Regions from separate parts of the Mus musculus genome. Here region 1 is linked to region 2. The links are chromatin contacts, found by POLR2A ChIA-PET in ENCODE. All regions are on one chromosome and are shown on one strand. The core of a region is the stretch at or near the end of the contact, and the rest is flanking DNA. Distances in the headings are between cores, read along the strand shown.

Region 1 (3,298 bases), core at 563-3,062, 130 kb after region 2:
GAATTCCTAGATCTCATTACCAGGTCTTTAGTGCCCCATCCTGTCTTACATTCTCTGTTTAAGAGTCCTGTCTGTCCTGGAAGCACTCTGTAGACCAGGCTGGCCTTGAACTGACCAAGATATGCCTGCCACTCCCTCCCGAGTGCTGGGATTAAAGGTATGTGCCACCACTGCCCAGCCCTTATTTCTCAATTTCATAGAAATGTTTGACTATTATTGTAGCTTTGGAGATGAATACATACCTGTTTCTTGTGTAGCAAAGTTAATCTGGCCCCTTACATCCTGGGAAGTGTCAATAAGGAAACCCTGCGGGGTATGTGCCGTGGCAACAATGTGGCGGTCATGTGACATCCCGAGAATGCGCTGAACCTGCCATCACCGGTAAAAGAGAGAGAGAGAGAGAGAGAGAGAGAGAGAGAGAGATCCTTACTACATCACTCAAAAACCAGCAAGGTGCCAGGCAGTGGTAGCGCACGCCTTTAATCCCATAATTCCAGCCCTTGGGAGGCAGAGGCAGGAGGATTTCTGAGTTTGAGACCAGCCTGGTCTACAGAAAGAACAAACAAACAAACAAACAAAACAAACCAGCAAGGACTGATGCTGTATCTTGTTTGAGGCCAGTGCCTGGGCTACATGAGATCCTGTCTCCCCAAGAGCCCCCACAACCTAAAAACAAAAAACCAACAAAAAAACCAAAGTTACCTCTAACTTTAATATTAAGGTCCTTGGTGGCCTAAGCCCCTTTGGGTGTACTTGCCCAAGGGATAGGCACCTTCCAAAGAGGAACAGAATTGTCTGGGTGCATAGACAAAGCTTTGAGCCGGTTATTCTACAGGTTGTTAGGATTAGCACATGCAGGAGGTCTGACCTTATCTCACCCCATGAACTCAAGTGATTTCACTTAAAATCTATTATGGGACCCTTTTCTGTCTCTCTCTTGTTTCTTCTTTCTTTTTCTTTTTTTCTGTTTTTTTTTTCTTTTTTTTTTTTTTTTCTTTCAAGACAGGGTTTTTCTGTATAGCCCTGGCTGTCCTGGAACTCACTTTGTAGACCAGACTGGCCTCGAACTCAGAAATCTGCCTGCCTCTGCCTCCCAAGGGCTGGGACTAAAGGTGTGTGCCACCACTGCCAGGCTCGTTTCTTCTTTATTGACAAGTTTCTCTGTGTAGCCCTGACTGTCCTGGAACTCACTCTGTAGACCAAGCTGACCTTGAATTTAGAGATCCCCCTGCCTCTGCTTCCTGAGTTCTGGGATTAAAGGTGTGTGCCCCACAATTATGTGACTATTTTAGCACGTGTTGTCTTTCCTCATATCCGAGGAAAGCTAAAGGTTGCCTCTCTTGTCCATTGGATTGGAACACACTTCTGTAGCTTCCAGTTCTAGACCAAGCCATATGCTTTAGCTCCCGTTGCTGGCTGTTCATCCAAGTCTCACCCAGAGTTGCTCTCTAACTGAAGGTCCACTTGATTCACAAGTGGCAGCCACAGCCTCATAGAGAACCAGACCTTGGCTTCATCAAAAGCCTGGCTCACTTTATAAAAGGTATGGCCAGAGGCCTCCACGCACCTCGTAGCTGAAGTAGAGGTATCCCATCTGGTCAGCAAATTGCCAGAAACATTCGATGGCTCCTGGAGAGACCACGATGGCAAAGTCATTCCGATCAGCTCCACGGAAGAGTGGCTGGTCCTTGGAGCCGTGTAGGGGATCTGTCTCCTGGCTCTTAACAGAAGTCACGAGGCTCAGAACTACCAGCTCAGCCACGAGGAGCAAAGGGAACATGCTGCCTTCTGTGGGTTCTTCTGCAGGTGAGCTGCTCACAATCCCGTGGAAAGGAAGTCAGCCAAGCAGCCAGCTAATCATTAACCCCACACGCCACACTTAGGACCAGTTTCAGAGCCATTGTAGATCTTCTGTAATACAGGTGCCATGCACCACAATGCCCCCCCCCCCCTCCGTTGGTGCAGTGCAGGGTCTCCTATGTAACCACACTGTTCTTTAAATATTTCTTTCATGTATACTGGTGCTTTGTCTATGTGTACACCTGCATGCCAGAAGAGGGCATCGAACCCCATGGGACTACAGTTATAGAGGGTTGTGAGGCGCCATGTGGGTTCAATTCCCAGCACCCAGGACCTCCAGAAGAGCAGCCAGTGCTCTTAACCACTGAGCCTCTCTCCAGGCTGGTCTTGAACTCAGAAATCTGCCTGCCTCTGGGTGCTGAGATCAAAGACATTGCCCACCACACCCAGCTACATAAACATTTTAGTGTACGAAGAAGTAGTGCCGGCTGCTTTTATGTCAACTTGATACAAGCTATACTCATCTGAGATGAGGGAGCCTCATTTGAGAAAACGCCTCCATAAAATCAGGCTCCAGGCAAGCCCGTAGGGAATTGATGGGGTTAGTGATTGATGGGGGAGGGCCCACTGCGCTGTGGGTGGGGCCACTCACAGGCTGCTGGTCCACCCACTGCGCTGTGGGTGGGGCCACTCACAGGCTGCTGGTCCTGGTCTCTATAAGAAGACAGAGCAAGAACTGGAGAAAGGGCTCATAAACAGCAGCAGTGCTCCACATCCTCTGCATCAGCTCCTTCCTGCAGGTCCACGTCCTGCATTGAGTTCGTGTCCTGGCTTCCTTCATTGATGAGCTGTGATGTGGAAGCCGAAGCCAAATTAAACCCTTTCCTCCCCAAGGAGCTTTTGGTCATGGTGTTTATCACAGCGGTAGAAACCCAAGCTAAGGGTGAACAAGGTGGTCCACCCCTCCTCTGACTCTCTCCTGCCTGATTGGAAAGCTCTGGAGTTTCTCCAAACCCTGAGACCTTCCATCTCTTCTTCTACTCGTGACTTCTTTGGCACCCACAGAGAGGGAAAAACTATCCAAAATCCTCTATAAAACCATTATATATTCCTGGTCCCATGGGAATAGTTGGCGAAGCTGGAGTCCTCACGTTCTAAGACGGTTTCTCAAGTTGTTGGTTTACAAACTCTAACTCCTGTAACTGTGTGTGAGTGTGTAGCAGGTAAAATAGGATTTCACAGTGTAGACCCAAGCCGGGTCAGCATTAGCCCAAGAGGCTAACATTTTTATTTCAGGAAGTCTATGACGGTCTGGGTAATAAATGCTGCTGGCAGTCTCAGGTACTTGATGCTTGGTCTCCAGTTGGTGGTACTGTTTGCTTAGTTGGTGGTACTGTTTAGTTGGTGGTACTGTTTGTTTAGTTGGTGGTACTGTTTAGTTGGTGGTACTGCTTAGTTGGTGGTACTGCTTAGTTGGTGGTACTGTTTAGTTGGTGGT
Region 2 (3,093 bases), core at 264-2,763:
TCACATTGGCAACTTCCTAAGGAATCATCACAGATGGTTAATTTTTGTGTGTGTGTGTGTTCACTTGACTGGGCTAAAAGACGCCTGCCTGGATGGACAGATGTAAAACCGTTCTGGGTGTGTCTGTTTCCGGAAGAAATTTTTTCCATGGTGACCTGAGTAGAGAAGATTGTCCTCAACAGTGGGAACCGGCACCATCCAATCAGGTGAGGGCTGCCAGGGAACAGTAAGACGCGGTATACTCACTCTATGAAAACTGGGACATCGCTCTCCTGCCACACTTCAGGGCTCCTGGTTTTTCATGGACTGGGCCAGCTTTTACATAGTAGCTTTCCACTCCGACCCTGCTCCCCCGCTTCTGCCCCCTCAGGCCTCTCTGGTCTTCTGATAGCTTCAGATTTCTACCTAGTCCTCAGGTCTTTGGATTTGGATTCAGAGCCTTTTTCTGCAGATGGCAGATTGTGGAGTTTAGCCTCATAATCTTGTGGCTAATCTCGCACAATCTTTGTTAACTATATATACCCGTTGGTCTGTGGGGAACTCTAAAACATCAGCATGCTGCAAATGTCTTTGACCTTGCGCACTGTGGGTTCCCAGTGCTTAAGAAGACAGGTCCCGGGCTGGCGAGGTGGCTCAGTGGGTAAGAGCACCCGACTGCTCTTCCAAAGGTCCAGAGTTCAAATCCCAGCAACCACATGGTGGCTTACAACCATCCGTAACAAGAACTGACTCCTTCTTCTGGTGTGTCTGAAGACAGCTACAGTGTACTTACATATAATAAATAAATCTTTAAAAAAAAAAAAAAAAAAAGAAGAAGACAGGTCCCCTCTAATTACAGGCCAGCAGACAGGTGATTTTTAAAAGCAGTGACAAAGTCTTGGATCCACACCTTTGATCCCATGTCACTTATGCTGTGTCCCCTGCTTGTGCTCACACCAAGACTAACCAAATGTTGTTTTATCCTGTTCTTAGGGAGGTCTGCAGTCTTTTTAACCACAGAGAATCACACCTAGCTGGTTGCCTCTGTTTTTCTTTCCCATTAGACCACAAGCTCTCTCGGCTGAGGTGCATTTTATTCAGTGTGTCTCTAGGGCCTTAAAAGGAGCCCAGCACACCTCTGAGCGCTCAGGGCTGCTTTTTTTTTTTTTTTTTTTTTTTTTTGCAATGAACCAATCAATGCAAGAATGAACGCGCCAACCCGGCCCTGCAGGATCGCAAAGAGCCTCTCTACAAGCTGACTTTGCTCTCCCTGCCCGGGCAGCTCTCGTAGAAGAGGTGAGGAGTTCGAGGAGGTCACGGAGAACCAAAGCAAAGGACGGCGGGGTGCCTCGCTGCACGAGGCGCTGCCCACCTCCGAAGAGCTTTCAGTGAACCAGGACAACCTCGCCTCCCGGAAGCGGCCTCGCCGGCCTTCCCCCCGCCCCTCCGGAAAGTGGGCGTGGCCCTCATGAATAATGAATCGCCGGGGGGAGGGGAGGGGTCCGCCCCCCTCGGGCGGGAAGGGGGAAGCGCCGAGGCTGCCTGACTGGAATCGGGGGAGCTGCAGCAACGGCGGCTGCGGGAGCAGGGCCGGCCATGGCGGTGTGGACGCGGGCCACCAAAGCGGGGCTGGTGGAGCTGCTTCTAAGGGAGCGCTGGGTGCGGGTGGTGGCCGAGCTCAGTGGCGAGAGCCTGAGCCTGACGGGCGACGCCGCCGCAGTCGAGCCTGAGCCGCCGGCGGCCGCCTTCAACGGTCTTCCGAACGGCGGCGGCGGCGAGTCTCTGCCCGGGAGCCCGAACCGTGGCCTGGGGCCGCCCAGCCCTCCCGCGCCGCCCCGCGGTCCCGCGGGGGAAGCGAGCGCCTCGCCGCCCGTGCGCCGAGTGCGAGTGGTGAAGCAAGAGGCGGGCGGCCTGGGCATCAGCATCAAGGGCGGCCGCGAGAACCGGATGCCGATCCTCATCTCCAAGATCTTCCCGGGGCTGGCGGCCGACCAGAGCCGGGCGCTGCGGCTGGGCGACGCCATCCTGTCGGTGAACGGCACCGACCTGCGCCAGGCCACCCACGACCAGGCCGTGCAGGCGCTGAAGCGCGCGGGCAAGGAGGTGCTGCTGGAGGGTGAGCGGGGGCCGAGCGGGAGGCGGCGGGGTGGCGGCCTGGGCTCGCCTGCGCGCACTTTGTTTCTGCCCACCCTGACGCCTGTGCGGGGCTCGCCGGTTCCCTCCGCCCCGGCCACCAGACCTCCTCTTGTGGGGCTCCAGAGTGTGGAAAAACTGAGGCGTCCAGCGAGAAGAAAGTTGGGCAGCCACCGAAGTGTTACTTTACCGCCCCTTAGCGAGACTCAGCTGAGATTTAGGGGGTGGGGGGAGCAGCAGCCGCGTGCGAAGCTCACCCCTAAGTCTTGCACGATAAGCTGACACTAAGCACTAACTACCGGGAGAGCGATCGGCTCGAGTTCTTTAGTCTCCTTTTTTTCCCTGTTGGGAAGCGTTGGTTGGACGCTTTCTTTAGTCACCTCGGGCTCCCCGGGCGGGCCGGTCTATTAAATCCATCCACACCGATGCCAGCAGTTTGCTTGGGCAAACCACCAAAGCACTGGTTAATTTATGGGAATTTAACCCATCATTGGCTCTCAACAATAACCAGAGAAGATCACAGCACTTTGTGGAAGGCAGAGAGCTGATACAGCAAGTTTGTGAGGTTAATGAGCCTTGTTTAACAGTGGAGGCTCACGTGTTTGAGCATTTTACTGCCAACTAGAGTTTCGCCCCTTTTGCAAGAGCCCGGTGCCAGCTTCCTATCGCTGGCAGGCGTGCTGCCGCAAGACCAGTAGACATTTTATAAGAATCCTGAAACGGGTACCATCACATATGTGTGAATAGCCTTTACCTTAAGTGTAGATGCGATCTTGTGTGCAGCGTTTCACGCGTATCGATGTAACTGAGGCAGAATTAAATCTCATCTCCAAAGACTCATACATGTTGAAGGTGATGGAATATTGTAAGTGAGAAGCCAGTTGCTTGCTTTAGAAATAATTGCAAGACCAGCTCCGTTTTTCGCTGTTGAGTCAAGTCATTCCAGGAGCATTTATTGCTGCTAGCTGTATAACAGAGAAT

Evidence for each region. ChIA-PET counts read pairs that join two places held with the same protein, here RNA polymerase II (POLR2A).
Region 1: POLR2A ChIA-PET joins it to region 2 with 11 read pairs in Patski. The contact joins the promoter of Tmed6 here to the promoter of Sntb2 in region 2. POLR2A ChIA-PET finds 5 or more read pairs at or near these places in 2 of 5 experiments (Patski and embryonic stem cell).

Annotation. Positions count from the first base shown.
Region 1 is chr8:107,063,832-107,067,129 of GRCm38, forward strand. Tmed6 (transmembrane p24 trafficking protein 6) reads right to left here and starts at 1,813. Exons shown (of 4, transcript NM_025458.2): 1 at 1,568-1,813; 2 at 243-369. The coding sequence starts at 1,780.
Region 2 is chr8:106,934,227-106,937,319 of GRCm38, forward strand. Sntb2 (syntrophin, basic 2) reads left to right here and starts at 1,514. Exons shown (of 7, transcript NM_009229.5): 1 at 1,514-2,095. The coding sequence starts at 1,576.